Linked DNA regions of Homo sapiens: region 2 is linked to region 1. A link is an interaction called in ENCODE POLR2A ChIA-PET data of the cell type or tissue named here. Cell type or tissue: Panc1. All regions are shown on one strand.

Region 1 (8,000 bases):
TCATCTAGCTCTCATCCCTGCCCCACTAAACAACCACAATAACAATATTTTGCCTACAAAGGATTAAAATGCAAACTGCCTTGGATTTCCAATAGGTCAGTGGTAAAAAATAATAAAAAAACTCAATAGAATAATATCTTTGGGATTTGAGGGGGTACAGTTAGTCAACATTTTTTTTTTAATTTGTTTTGTTTTGAGATAAGGTCTCACTGTTACCTAGGCTGAAGTGCAGTGTCACAATCTTGGCTCTCTGAAGCCTCAAATTCCATGCTCAGGTGATCCTCCCACCTTAGCTTCCTGAATAGCTAGGACTACAGGTGTGCACCACCATGCCTGGAGGAGCCAACATTTTAATACTCAGCCAAGTTGTCATTATGAGAAAATAAAAATGCGAAAGTCCAAAAAAGAATGTCACCCACCATGCCTCCTAGAAATAAAGATGATTTTCGGTATTATTTGTAGTCTATTTTGTCCTATCTGCAGTGGAACTTTCTATGCCTAGTTATGTCATGAGATTGGATAATACTGTGTAGCTACTATACTATTTCAATGATAGATATAGTGCCATTAGCTAATACTTTTAAAATGTCGAATAGTTCAGCAACATTATAGAATAAATTAACTTCTGAAGGGATGCCCGAGGGGACGAAGTGACATTTTAAAATCTTGTTTCAACGAAAAAAATTATTTTCAACTTTCACCCATCTAATTTAACAAACAATTTTTGCAGCGTAATGTGGAAATGTCTGAAGTAATTTCTTTCTGTCATGCTAATGTTTGCTTGAATTTGAATATCTTATAGCCAAAATTCATACTCTTGATATTGAGAAGATACAAATATTTATGAGAATGCTGTACAGTATTTTCCTTAAAAAATTCTCATTATTCCTTGCTATTTCTTTAGGTCAGAAAAAAGTTAGATTAGATTCTGAAACTGTTTTAAAGTACAACATCCAAGAATTGGCTTCAGTCTGACATCAATCAGCACTTCTTTTTGGTTTCAGGGTGCTTTGGGTCTGAATTACAGCAAATGATTCCCTTAAATCAATAGGAGGCAGGTGTAGAGATTTAGAAAGTAATAACATTAAGTCAACATTGAATAAAAAATTTAATACTTGGAATACAGAATAACAGATATGTATGGTACCAATGACTTTTTCAGAATCACCTTTTAATTACAGGAGTATCTGGGTATTACATGTTCAGTGCTTGCAAATAATTGTAGTGCTAAAATGATTCATATTTAGGTTGAGATTTTAGCCTTCTCACTTTTTTCACAGCTTGTTACCACAGAAGAGATTATGTTCGAGTGTGTATATGTGTTCATGAATGACATAATTGTAACTCAAATTCCACGTCAAAATGGTTATTTTATCCAGAAGTAATTTTTCAGGTAACCTGGTAATAAGTTTAAAGGCAAGAGCAAATGAAGGCAGGTACTTTTACTTCTCATAGTTAAAGGGTGTTATATGTAAAGGGGTCATAGAGTAGACCTTACCTTTCACCCTTATTTTCTGTTTTAAAATTCTTCCTCTTCATAAGTCTAGGAGAAAGAGAAAAAAAGAACTAGCTGTTTCTTACTGCACATCCTTGAAAACACATGGCGGTTGCAAAAGATATTGTATGGTTTCCTAAGGACTCAAGTTACTAGACTTCAGTAAGTTGGTTTATGTAGAACTTAGTGTTTGTTCTCCCTTGAATGCATGAGAACACATGAGAAGGGCTCAAGGAACTGTGCCCAGTGTAAAAGGATCCTATTGTTATGGTGTTGGGTTGAAATGGCAGGAAGGACTAGGTCTTCAGCAGGCACAGCTCCTGAGCTAGGCACTGGCCTTATTTTTTCCTCCCTTTTAGTTCTGAGTCATAGAAAAAGAAATCTGAGCAAGGAAGAGTGAGGCAGGACAGCTCATGCAAATGAAGGAAGATCTCATCCTTAAGTTTGGTTTCAACATAATCTCAATGAATCTACAAAGACTTATGTAACCTGAGATTTCTCATGCCTGGAGCCTGTGGATCCTTAGTTCTGTGGCACCTGGAGAAAATCCCAAAGATCTAATATTATTTTGGTCATTCCCCACAGTCATCTCTTTACCATCATGTGACTGCATAAAATGTGAATGCAGAAGAGTTTCCTGGATTTGTCAGCTGTGGCTCATTTTCTGTTTCTCAACAGTTTCATCCATCATCGTTATTATTTAATTGGCTCTATTTAGGTCTTGTGCCACCTAGTTACACACTAAGTATCTTATAGTGGGGCTGCTTGAAGACTGTGAAACTTGCAAAATAGTTATATGAACCTCACTCCCTTAGCCTTTATGATGTAAACAAATAGTTTACTTAGCTGTTTGTTAATATAGCTTAGGGTTATCTATGAATGCTACTGTTTTGCCAGATTTTAAGGTTATTCTAATACCATCATCTTGGGGCTTTGGCCAAAATTACAGCCAATGACCTTGTACTAATTTATTTCTGTTAATATTGGACTTCTTGAGTCCAGAAAGTTTAAGTAACTCATTAGGAAATTTCAAAAGCTTTCACGACTACACGGTATTCTGTAAAAATATTGAATGGATGAAATAAAATAATTAGATAAAATCTCTGAGGTTGAAATTCTATTGACTTAAAGTTCATAATTATTCAGAGAAGTGTTAAGCAAATTTGTTTCATTAGGGTGTACTTTAAAAGACAGACTTTTACTTAAGTTGACTGTAGCTTAGCTCTTTTCCAAGCAGCATAGTAAATGAAACTCTGGCTGAGAAAATGTAGTGCAATTGTAGGGTTTGGACATCCAGTTATCGGGGTAGGAGGAAAACTGTACTTTCTATATGCCATTCTATAGCCCATTACAACTTGTTTTCCTTGCATAAAAAGGTGACTTTTTTTTTTTTTTTTTTTTAGACGGAGTCTCACTCTGTCACCCAGGCTGGAGTGCAGTGGCGCAATCTCGGCTCCCTGCAACCTCTGCCTCCCGGGTTCAGGTGATTCTCCTGCCTCAGCCTCCCGAGTAGATGGGACTACAGGCGTGCGCCACCATGCCCAGCTAATTTTTGTGTTTTTAGTAGAGATGGGGTTTTACCATGTTGGTTGGCCAGGATGGTCTCAATCTCTTGGCCTCGTGATCCACCTGCCTCAGCCTCCCAAAGTGCTGGGGTTACAGGTGTAAGCCACCGTGCCCGGCCAAAAAGGTGACTTTTAAAAAATGGTACTAGAGGGTGCTAGGAGTATCCTTGACTTACATCAAGGCGAAGAAGGGCAATAGCATCTGTTCTCATCTATGGAGTGCATACTCTGTTCCTGGTAGTAGGAGATTTACAAACATCTTTAAAACACCAATGTGGGTATAATCGGCCCCATTTTACAGGTAAGAAAGAGGATCCTTGCAAAGCGTTGGGGAAGAGGTAGAATACAGAAATCCTAATTGACTGAGGAAGAAAATGAATGCATTAATTGGATGTGATGAGCTGGAAGTGAGTAGATCAAATTTCCTGCCTCAAAAAATAGGGGCTTGACAAAGACACAAAGATGGGTTTTTTTGGGGAAAAAAAGATTTTTTTTTTTGCACACCAGTAGTTGAGATTTGTGAAACTAGTACCCACTACTTATCTACCTCTTTCTTTTTTTATAGACAGAGTCTTGCTCTGTTGTCCAGATTGGAGTGCAGTGGCATGAGCATAGCTCACTACAGCCTTGAACTCCTGGTCTCAAGCAATCCTCACACCTCAGCCTCACAAAGCACTGGGATTACATGTGTGAGCCACTGTGCCTGGCCTCACCTGTGTACCCTTATGTTGTCTATGTACCTTTATGTTGTCTATGTGGCGAGCATATTGGTATTCATACTCAATATTCATTGAGTATCTACCATGTGCACAGCATTTTGTTAAAGTAGGGGCTCCCATCAGTTGTTCATGATGAAATAATTTAGAGACACTCACTTTCTGCCTCGTCTGGGAACTCTTATTCATGCTTTAAGAAGCAGCTCATACTTTAACTTCTCTTTGAAGTCCTACCTGAACACATCAATCAGACATTAATCAACCTCTGTTGTAAATTTCTGTCTGTAGTACATCTATCATAGACTAATCCCATGGACCATATTTATTAGTTAATCTGCTTGTCCCTTTCTGCTAGACTGTGAGACTATGAATTCCATGCCATCAAAGGCTGGCTCCTTGTCCCTCATCCATCATATACGCCAGTGATTATGTCAGCCTGGCTCTTAGTAGCAGTTCATGAAGCTTACTCAGTACATGAATTACTGTATACCAGCAGTTCTAGGTAAAGCAGAAAGTTCTTCTCCTTTAAAGTTGCTCAAAATTTTAAGAGGTATGACTAACTGAGCTCCTGCACACTTCATGTATATTATCTAATTTAACCTTACTATAATCTACTTAGCTTGGTATTATTTCACTGGCCCCTTCATTTATAAAGCTGCCCAGAGGTATTAAGTAGCAAGCCCAATATCACTGAGCTAGTAAGTAGTGGAACAGGAAATAAAATTTAGTCTGCCTGTCTCTGAAGCTGTTTATTCCACCGAGTTAACACTGAGTTCCATATGTAAGGATGCCAGCATCTTACTCTGTCATTATCTATTTGATTCTTTGCGTTTCTTTTTTTTTCTTTTTCTTTTTTTTTTTTTATTATACTTTAAGTTTTAGGGTACATGTGCACATTGTGCAGGTTAGTTACATATGTATACATGTGCCATGCTGGTGCGCTGCACCCACTAACTCGTCATCTAGCATTAGGTATATCTCCCAATGCTATCCCTCCCCCCTGCCCCCACCCCACCACAGACCCCAGAGTGTGATATTCCCCTTCCTGTGTCCATGTGATCTCATTGTTAAATTCCCACCTATGAGTGAGAATATGCGGTGTTTGGTTTTTTGTTCTTGCGATAGTTTACTGAGAATGATGATTTCCAATTTCATCCATGTCCCTACAAAGGACGTGAACTCATCATTTTTTATGGCTGCATAGTATTCCATGGCGTATATGTGCCACATTTTCTTAATCCAGTCTATCATTGTTGGACATTTGGGTTGGTTCCAAGTCTTTGCTATTGTGAATAATGCCGCAATAAACATACGTGTGCATGTGTCTTTATAGCAGCATGATTTATAGTCATTTGGGTATATACCCAGTAATGGGATGGCTGGGTCAAATGGTATTTCTAGTTCTAGATCCCTGAGGAATCGCCACACTGACTTCCACAATGGTTGAACTAGTTTACAGTCCCACCAACAGTGTAAAAGTGTTCCTATTTCTCCACATCCTCTCCAGCACCTGTTGTTTCCTGACTTTTTAATGATTGCCATTCTAAATGGTGTGAGATGATATCTCATAGTGGTTTTGATTTGCATTTCTCTGATGGCCAGTGATGATGAGCATTTTTTCATGTGTTTTTTGGCTGCATAAATGTCTTCTTTTGAGAAGTGTCTGTTCATGTCCTTTGCCCACTTTTTGATGGGGTTGTTTGTTTTTTTCTTGTAAATTTGTTTGAGTTCATTGTAGATTCTGGATATTAGCCCTTTGTCAGATGAGTAGGTTGCGAAAATTTTCTCCCATTTTGTAGGTTGCCTGTTCACTCTGATGGTAGTTTCTTTTGCTGTGCAGAAGCTCTTTAGTTGAATTAGATCCCATTTGTCAATTTTGGCTTTTGTTGCCATTGCTTTTGGTGTTTTGGACATAAAGTCCTTGCCCATGCCTATGTCCTGAATGGTAATGCCTAGGTTATCTTCTAGGGTTTTTATGGTTTCAGGTCTAATGTTTAAATCTTTAATCCATCTTGAATTGATTTTTGTATAAGGTGTAAGGAAGGGATCCAGTTTCAGCTTTCTACATATGGCTAGCCAGTTTTCCCAGCACCATTTATTAAATAGGGAATCCTTTCCCCATTGCTTGTTTTTCTCAGGTTTGTCAAAGATCAGATAGTTGTAGATATGTGGCGTTATTTCTGAGGGCTCTGTTCTGTTCCATTGATCTATATCTCTGTTTTGGTACCAGTACCATGCTGTTTTGGTTACTGTAGCCTTGTAGTATAGTTTGAAGTCAGGTAGTGTGATGCCTCCAGCTTTGTTCTTTTGGCTTAGGATTGACTTGGCGATGCGGGCTCTTTTTTGGTTCCATATGAACTTTAAAGTAGTTTTTTCCAATTCTGTGAAGAAAGTCATTGGTAGCTTGATGGGGATGGCATTGAATCTGTAAATTACCTTGGGCAGTATGGCCATTTTCACGATATTGATTCTTCCTACCCATGAGCATGGAATGTTCTTCCATTTGTTTGTATCCTCTTTTATTTCCTTGAGCAGTGGTTTGTAGTTCTCCTTGAAGAGGTCCTTCACATCCCTTGTAAGTTGGATTCCTAGGTATTTTATTCTCTTTGAAGCAATTGTGAATGGGAGTTCACTCATGATTTGGCTCTCTGTTTGTATGTTGTTGGTGTATAAGAATGCTTGTGATTTTTGTACGTTGATTTTGTATCCTGAGACTTTGCTGAAGTTGCTTATCAGCTTAAGGAGATTTTGGGCTGAGACGATGGGGTTTTCTAGATATACAATCATGTCGTCTGCAAACAGGGACAATTTGACTTCCTCTTTTCCTAATTGAATGCCCTTTATTTCCTTCTCCTGCCTAATTGCCCTGGCCAGAACTTCCAACACTATGTTGAATAGGAGTGGTGAGAGAGGGCATCCCTGTCTTGTGCCAGTTTTCAAAGGGAATGCTTCCAGTTTTTGCCCATTCAGTATGATATTGGCTGTGGGTTTGTCATACATAGCTCTTATTATTTTGAAATACGTCCCATCAATACCTAATTTATTGAGAGTTTTTAGCATGAAGGGTTGTTGAATTTTGTCAAAGGCTTTTTCTGCATCTATTGAGATAATCATGTGGTTTTTGTCTTTGGCTCTGTTTATATGCTGGATTACATTTATTGATTTGCGTATATTGAACCAGCCTTGCATCCCAGGGATGAAGCCCACTTGATCATGGTGGATAAGCTTTTTGATGTGCTGCTGGATTCGGTTTGCCAGTATTTTATTGAGGATTTTTGCATCAATGTTCATCAAGGATATTGGTCTAAAATTCTCTTTTTTGGTTGTGTCTCTGCCCGGCTTTGGTATCAGAATGATGCTGGCCTCATAAAATGAGTTAGGGAGGATTCCCTCTTTTTCTATTGATTGGAATAGTTTCAGAAGGAATGGTACCAGTTCCTCCTTGTACCTCTGGTAGAATTCGGCTGTGAATCCATCTGGTCCTGGACTCTTTTTGGTTGGTAAACTATTGATTATTGCCACAATTTCAGCTCCTGTTATTGGTCTATTCAGAGATTCAACTTCTTCCTGGTTTAGTCTTGGGAGAGTGTATGTGTCGAGGAATGTATCCATTTCTTCTAGATTTTCTAGTTTATTTGCGTAGAGGTGTTTGTAGTATTCTCTGATGGTAGTTTGTATTTCTGTGGGATTGGTGGTGATATCCCCTTTATCATTTTTTATTGTGTCTATTTGATTCTTCTCTCTTTTTTTCTTTATTAGTCTTGCTAGCGGTCTATCAATTTTGTTGATCCTTTCAAAAAACCAGCTCCTGGATTCATTGATTTTTTGAAGGGTTTTTTGTGTCTCTATTTCCATCAGTTCTGCTCTGATTTTAGTTATTTCTTGCCTTCTGCTAGCTTTTGAATGTGTTTGCTCTTGCTTCTCTAGTTCTTTTAATTGTGATGTTAGGGTGTCAATTTTGGATCTTTCCTGCTTTCTCTTGTGGGCATTTAGTGCTATAAATTTCCCTCTACACACTGCTTTGAATGCGTCCCAGAGATTCTGGTATGTTGTGTCTTTGTTCTCGTTGGTTTCAAAGAACATCTTTATTTCTGCCTTCATTTCGTTATGTACCCAGTAGTCATTCAGGAGCAGGTTGTTCAGTTTCCATGTAGTTGAGCGGCTTTGAGTGAGATTCTTAATCCTGAGTTCTAGTTTGATTGCACTGTGGTCTGAGAGATAGTT
Region 2 (8,000 bases), 1.0 Mb after region 1:
TGAATTGCTTTGTTTCTGAACTGGATGGAAGCTCTGCAAAAATCCTCCTGTGACTTCTTTCATAGCCTTCATTCAGTTTTATATTGTTCTGAAGGTCCAGGCAGGGAGGATATGTAATTGGACATTTGGTGAATGCAGAGGAGTGAAATTGTGTCCAAAGTTATTAGCTTATCTTAGTTTGAAGAGCAAGGAGAACATTTTATTTCATCTAACTTTTTATAGCAATCAATTAATCCTGTTTCAAGGATAACAACAGAATGTCTTTATTCATTCTCATGGAAACATTGACATCTAGTGGGTCACTGCATTAATGCAGGCCAGCTCAAAAGCTGGGGGAAATTCTCAAATCTTTGTGATGCTCAGTGTGGTACGCTCTCTTTGATTAATTTGGCCCATTGATCTCACTAGGTAGCTGCTGTTGATAATTGTGTATTTTTAAAAAATGATTCAAAGAAAGCTGTAGAAAACAAAATGAACATATCTCACCTATAGCTTTCATGTATGTTATAAATAAATTCTTAAGGACTATTTTACTTGAAGATCTAATTCGTGTTTGTAGGAATCAAAACTCATAATGGTTCACTGAGTTTTACTAATGATAGAAGCTATCTATTCGTGTTAGGAGACCTGCAGAGCCTGGCACAGTAGTTCCCAAACTTTTAAAATTCATAGATGACTTCGATAAACAGTATGAATACTCGGCCAGGAAATTTTATATTTGAGCAGCCACACTAAATTTTGCACACAACCTCAAGGAGTGCATAAAACATTTGAAGGTCAGGCTGTAAAAAACAAACAAAACCTGAACTAGTAATAGTGATAGGAAACTCTTGGAAACTCTTTTATTTATTTATTTATTTATTTATTTATTTATTTATTTATTTATTTATTTATTTATTTATTTTTGAGATGGAGTCTCGCGCTGCTGCCCAGGCTGGAGTGCAGTGGCGCGATCTCGGCTCACTGCAAGCTCCGCCTCCCTTGTTCAAGTGATTCTCCTGCCTCAGCCTCCGGAGTAGCTGAGACTACAGGCGACCCCACCATGCCCGTTTAATTTTTGTATTTTTAGTAGAGACGGGGTTTCCCCATGTTTGCCAGGATGGTCTCCATCTCTTGACCTTGTGATCCCCGCCTGCCTCGGCCTCCCAAAGTGCTGAGATTACAGGCGTGAGCCACTATGCCCGGCCGATAGCAAACTCTGTCATACCACTTACTACGTGTCAGGTACTGTTTTAAGTGCTGTTCATGTATGAGCTCATTTAACCCTCCCAACTCTTCTAAGAAGTAGCTATTATTCTTCACCGTTTCCACAGAAAAAGAAACAGAAACACAGAGACATAAAAATATTGGCTTAAAGCCACACAGTCCCTAGCAGGTAGAGTTAAGACTCAAACCTAGGTAGGCTGGCCCCAAATTCTATGTTCTGTCACACTGCCCAAAGCCTTCAGAGATGGCTAGACAGGCAGATGGAAACCTTAGACACTGGTTTCACTATGGCCAGTCTCTTTAAGCAATCTCTTCAGACTACTGTAATTACTTTCTATCCACCATTGCCTAGAATTGTGTTGCAACAAATAGACATGCATTATCTAATGAGAGGATAAGAAAACAGGCAGAGAAATACGGCAATGTGTTTTGGGCCCCTTAAAATGGAGATACAATGCAAATTTGCATTACTAGGACTGGCAAGTCCTGTAGTCTTAGGCTGACAGCCACTGGAAATAAAAATGACCCACACATCGATCACAAAAACACTGAACTTGAGCAAATATTGTCAGTTCTGGGGTGGCAGGAGATGTGATAGATCTTCTTTGTGTTATAAGACCTTTAATCTTTCACCTTCATACTTTGTACTTCAAAAAGTCCCTTCAAAGCAAACTTTCCTGTGGTCACATTAGAAGAGAAGAGTTACAGCATCTGCTCCCTAGTATGCAATCCTCCTGGAGTGCAATGGTAATGAGGTTAGGGAGAAGTGTTCAAGTACATACTAGGTTACTGCCATCCAAGATGTCCCAGCTGGATCATCCTACTCACATCCTCCCCCAGAGTCTGCTGGGAGACTAAAGAAAAGGGCTGTTGGACAGCCAGAAACCTTTCTGAGTAGTGTCTCTCCCTTAAACCCCTAAACACTTGGCTGCGATAAAGAATCTCCTTTTGAATCCATTTCTAGATGGCAAGAGAGGGAGTGGAAGGCCATTTCCGCCTCTTTGAAAAGACCTGTTTATTTCCAAGGAACCATTTATAAATATGAGAGTCTCTCAATTACCTTTTTCATACAATTTTCCTTTGAAATGGATATGGTGAAAACTTGAAAAGCATTCTTTTTGAATTCTAGGAAGTTTTCCCTTTCTCACCTTTGGCACAAATATTTAACCAAGCTAAGAATCATAATTGCTCTTTCACAAATGAAACTGGGTTTGTTAACACAGAATTTCTGATGCAGATGAAGAGAAAGAGAAGTGAACATCCACGGATGGTAAAACATTTTCTCCAGAGTATCCTGACGAATCCGAAAGAAAGGCACACGTGTTTTCCAATTAAGAAAATGCCTGCCGAGCAATGGGTAATGCCATATGTTTGAGTCTCTTAAATGGAAATGAATGGTCAAAAGCTTTTTGCTAAAAAAGAAAAGAAAGGGGGTTGCTATTGCTTTTGTGGCCTGGTAATCCAAACTTCTGAAATCTCGTCACTTCATTTCTGTGAACGCCACTATTATCTTAAGTGCACTTGGACTATTTAATATTGATGTCCTAATTGTATAATTAATACAAGCAAATTTACCCTTCTCTACTTTGCCCTTAAAAATACCATTTTTCTCATTCAAAAAGAGAACTCAGTAGATTCCCAGCATAGTTTTCAGTGATTTAATCTTCTGTGATAAAGTCCTGTGCTTTGTACTTCACCGCTGGACTATCAATGTCTCCTCACAAACCCTTGAGGGATGAAATCAAAAGGCTTTTGAGATTCAGAATAGACTCCATCTACTGCCTCACCATTTCCTTATTCTTTTCTGAGCGATATGAAAGACTTGCTCAATAAATGTTAAATGAATAATAAAGGTCAGAGGAAGGTCATAATTTCTTTTGAAAGAGGCACATTTTCTTAAGCCCATCAAATTGAAATTTTCTAACTACAGGGGAAATATGTACCCTCATTAACAAAGAATGGTCCTTTCATTTTCCACTCAGTACACAGACTTGTGTTCTCCTGATCTAGGTATCCATACAGAACCATATTAAAAGGGACTGGGACTCAATATTTTGTAAAAATGGTAGAAGGTTTTACTGTAAAGAACTGAAACCTGCACTATAATGAGAATCAGATGTGGCTTACAACATATAGGACACAACTAAGAAAGACTGTTAGGTTGCTTCTGAGACTGAATACCTCTTTGCTAAGGACTGAGGGAACTCCTTTGCCAATGGAGTTAAAGGACTGAGTTCCGCTTTTGTCTGGTTCCCCTTTGGTGGGTGCTATGTTGCTATTGCTCCGTTAGAGTTTGTGCCAAGACCTTTAAAACTCAGACTAGAACTTTGTTTAGCTACTCATTGAAATAATGAAAATAATAAATAATGTTAGCATATATATATATATATATATATATACTCTTATGACTATAATATAAGTAATATCATTCATTCAGGGTTTACCGTACTAAGTGTTCTAGTAAACACAGCATTGTGTTTATTTCACTTAGTTATCCCCTAGTAGAAGATAAGTTTCATGAATGCAGGGACATTTTTTTCTTATACACTATGGAACCACCCATGCCTGGAACACTGTCTACTGTGTAGCTCGTTGAATTAATAAATGAATGTTCGTGGTATTACAATATATATTTGACAGATGAAAAAAATTAAGGCTAATCAATGTTGCTTTGCCTCTACATTATCAAAGAACAAGTCCCTTTGCACACAGCTAGTAAGTTTTGGGCTGAGGTATAACTCAGTTCTATCTAACTTCAAAAACCAACAAATATATTTCAAAGTAATGAAGTCTATTGCCATGAAAAGCATTGCTTTCCTTCCAGATGTTATTGGTAAATTATTAGCCCTATGTCTCTACTCTGAGTGAGACACTTGGCTTCTCAGTGTTCTGCACAGTGGACTCCATTCTCTCCTCTGCAATTAATACAGAAAACGTTTTAAAGTCCTTTGTTGTCACTCTACCTACATGGTGCCCAGCTGGAATGTGGTCACCTGTTTGTGCAGGAATGTGACATTCTTATGTGTCAGCATTAACTAGTACATAAACATTATCTCATAACAATAGCTCTGGTCATTACATATATACTTTTTTATTTTTACCAAATATTATATAGGTTTTATTGAGTCTCTCTAGTTTCTCAGCTATTTACCTTCTTTACACTGGACTTTTCACAACTTATCTCCCCAAACTAGTTTCCTATCCTCAACTATTTTTGAAAGTTACAAGCTACATTCAGAAACTGAATGATATTCAGACTAAAAATCTTATGCTCAAGGTGACTTAAGCCAAACACTAACAAGCAGTAAAGAATGTGCTTCCTGGGCTAAATTTGCTTGTGAATCCTTTGTTTTCTTCCCTCCTTCAATGAAGCCTGGAAGAAGAAATCCTGGGTAGTTGAGGGGGTCCTGGCTGACCATTTACTAGCCGTGTATGATTTGGAGCAAGTGCTTTATCCTCACGACTTTCAATCTGTAAACATCGAGGTAGTTTTATATCTTCATTCAGGGTTTTTATTTTATCTTTGAAAATGTTTAATTTGTCATATTTAACATGAACATTACAAAATTCAAAAATGCCAAAGAATATTTGGTTACATGTAAATCTTCCACCACTGCTATCCTCTAACTCAAAACCACTGTTTGTTATGTATCCTTCCAATGAAATCCTTTGCATAGTCAAGCAATTTTATTCATTTTTAACACCAAAGGTAGTTTACTATACATAGTTTTCACATTTGTTATTTACTTATCAATATTTCTCAAAGTCCGTTAAATATGTAAGAGTGCACCAAAAGCTTACTCATCCTTTTGACAAGCTATATAACTTCTGTACCTTATAAAATTATTTTTAGATTTAACATGGAAGAACAAACAGGTGAAAATATTCAAGACATTTTTATAAAGAGAATAATCATAAAGGGAAAGTTTGTCTATCCCACTGTCTAAATGTCCAAGTATACTCTAAAATAGTAAAAGACTTCAATATTTCTACATGACAGACCACAAACAGAACGCACAGCAAAAGGACCTAATGTATATAACTATCTGGTATATAATAAAATCTATATAGTAAATGAGATATTTGGAAAAGGTTAAATTAGATTAGTATCACATTCCAAATATATTCTAAATGAATTGAAGGGTTAAGTGTAAGAAAATGAAACCATAAAAGAAGCAAAAGTAAATACCCCATGTTTATTGCAGTCTTATTCACAATAGCCAAGATATGGAATCGATGTGTCTATCAATGGACGAGTGGATGAAGAAAATATGGTACATATACACAATGGAATATCAGCTATTGAAAAAAGCCTGAAATCCTGTCATTTGCAGCAACATGCATGAAACTGGAGGACATTATGTTAAGTGAAATAAGCCAGGCACAGTAAGACAAGTATCACTTGTTCTTACTCATATGCGGGAGCTAAAAAGAGCTGATCTCTTGGAGGTAGAAAGTAGAATGGTGGTTACCAGAGGCTTGAAAGTGTGTATGTGTCGGGGGTAGGGAGTGTAGACAGGTTAGTTAATGGGTATAAAAATACAGTTAGATAGAAGAAATAAGTTCTGGTGTTCATTAGCACAGTAGGATGACTACACTTAACAATAATTTATTATACATTTCAAAATAGCTAGAAGATTTGGAATGTTCCCAACACAAATAAATGATAAATGTTTAAGGTGATGGATATCTCAATTACCCTGATTTGATCATTATATGTTGTATGCTTGTATCAAAATATCACATGTACTCCATCAGTCTGCACAGTGTATGAATAAAAATGCTAATTTAAGACATAGATGTATAGATAGATATAGGTAAACATCTAACTGAACTTGAAGCTGTAAGACCTTTTTAGGCATAAAATCAAAATTAAAAACCAGGGAGAAAAAGTATGATGGATTTGACTATGTACATAGTAAAATTTTTGTTGTGTCAGAAAATTAATAGACAAATTATAAATAGAAAATTTTTGAAACACGTATGGCAGACAAAGGGCTAACAACCTTTATGTTGAAAGAGGTCTCACTAATAGTTAGAAAAATGTAAACCACCCAGTATAACGGAAAGTAAAGTACATGAGGTGGCAATAAATATACTAAAGAAAAACATACACGAATGACCAATAAACATTTTTTAATGTCCAACTTGCCAGTAATGCAAAATGGTAAGTAATACTAAAAAGAACATAAAATAGCATTTCTTTCACCTATAAAGCTGGGAAAGATAATTAAATGCACAATTCTCAGTACTGGCAAATATTCAGTGAAATGGATGCTCTCATACCTTTACCATCATTCTGAAGGGTAATTTGATATTATGATACAAGGGCTTTAAAGTTGTAAAATATTTGCCCATATTTTCATTTTAAACAGTTATTCTAATAAAATAATCAGATGTGTATTAAAATTTTATATACAACAATGTCCACATAACACAGTGAAAAGTTCCAAAGAACTTACATGTCTATTAATATGTCAGTGTATACATATTTTGCTACATTATGCACCTGTTAAAATAACATTTTACAGAAAATATGATGACAAGATAAGTTTGTCATACAGTTAAATTTAACAATCAGATTATAAAATTGTATATCACATAAGTCTAAGCATATATAATTTAAACATATATAAACAAATATATGATCATATGTTATATGAATCCAACTTAAACATATATATTTTCTATAAAAAATAAAGTTTTACACAAACTGTTAACTCTTTTTAGGATGAAATGATAAGAATTTTAAGTTATGTACAGAAAAGTGTTATCTTTATAACTAGAAAAAGTCAATAAATGTTATCTTTAAAATTAGAATTATAGCAAACATCTTTGACTTAGATATTTAACTGCTGTTATTCAAGTGTCACATTATTTGTGCCAACCCTTACTGAATGTTGCTTGGATATGGAATTTTTTTTAAAAGGAAACAAACATATTTTGAATCATTCTCAGGAACTCTCTAAGCTCTAAATTTAAAGTCCAGAAGTATCCCCTGGAGGGGTCCAAGAATTATTAATGTTTCTGCTTCACTTTGAAACAGCTATTTAGATTTTTAAAAAGTAATTGCTGTGTATACAAACACTGCTAAGGCTCAATTAAGTGGCCTCAGTTAAAATACCAGTAAGAGAGACAATGTACATGAAGGAACTCAGATTGTTCATGTTGTTGCTGTAGCAACAGCCATGGGATTTGCCAACCTAAGTCAGTGTTTTTGCCTTAGCCAGCCATACATAGCTAAGATGTCATATGCTCAAGTTCCACCCTTGGCACAAAAACAGGAATTAGGCTGGTAATCTAGGTTAGGAATTCATTTCAAAACAAATCACGTTGTGTGTGTGTGTGTGATTTGCCAACTAATTTTTCAGTTTCTTTTCATGGTTTTCTGAGAAAGATCAAACCAATGATTCAGTTAACATTACTCAAATTGGCAAAAAAAACTAGTCATGCACAAGACAATTATTACTAATGTGTTTAAACATCCTTAAATACGTTCTGTTTCACTTCTTTCACTTTATTTGGATAATCAACTCCACTTTAATTTTCCAATACTGCTAATCAGGGTTCAATCCCCAAAAGCAAGTAAAACTGAGATGTCCCTTAATTATCAAGAGATCCTACTCTTCAGATCTGCTGATGCCCAGGGTTAGTAAAAAATGTGTCAGTACTCAGATTAGCAATACTTGTGGTTTATTTTACATAAAATACTTCTCCACTGGTATTTCTTCATTGATTGATATATGATAGCTGATATCAGTGTACATCAATCCAAAATATGCTGTGGTAGATTT

What was found. ChIA-PET counts read pairs that join two places held together with the same protein. Peaks named below come from ENCODE experiments on the same cell type or tissue, not always from the same donor. Only the 100,000 strongest peaks of a DNase experiment are listed, where the experiment ranks them.
Region 2: POLR2A ChIA-PET joins it to region 1 with 5 read pairs; 1 of 35 experiments calls an interaction of 5 or more read pairs at or near these places.

Annotation. Positions count from the first base shown.
Region 1 is chr3:177,384,145-177,392,144 of GRCh38, forward strand. No RefSeq gene overlaps it. Among named protein-coding and RNA genes, the nearest start is that of LINC00578, 54 kb to the right of the region's middle. In Panc1, no CTCF peak of the experiment used is centred here; no DNase peak of the experiment used is centred here; H3K27ac peaks cover 577 bases.
Region 2 is chr3:178,385,243-178,393,242 of GRCh38, forward strand. LOC105374235 (a long non-coding RNA gene) reads right to left here and starts at 51. Exons shown (of 11, transcript NR_188692.1): 1 at 1-51. In Panc1, CTCF peaks have their summits at 300 (motif pointing left) and 510; a DNase peak (open chromatin) is centred at 309; H3K27ac peaks cover 2,921 bases.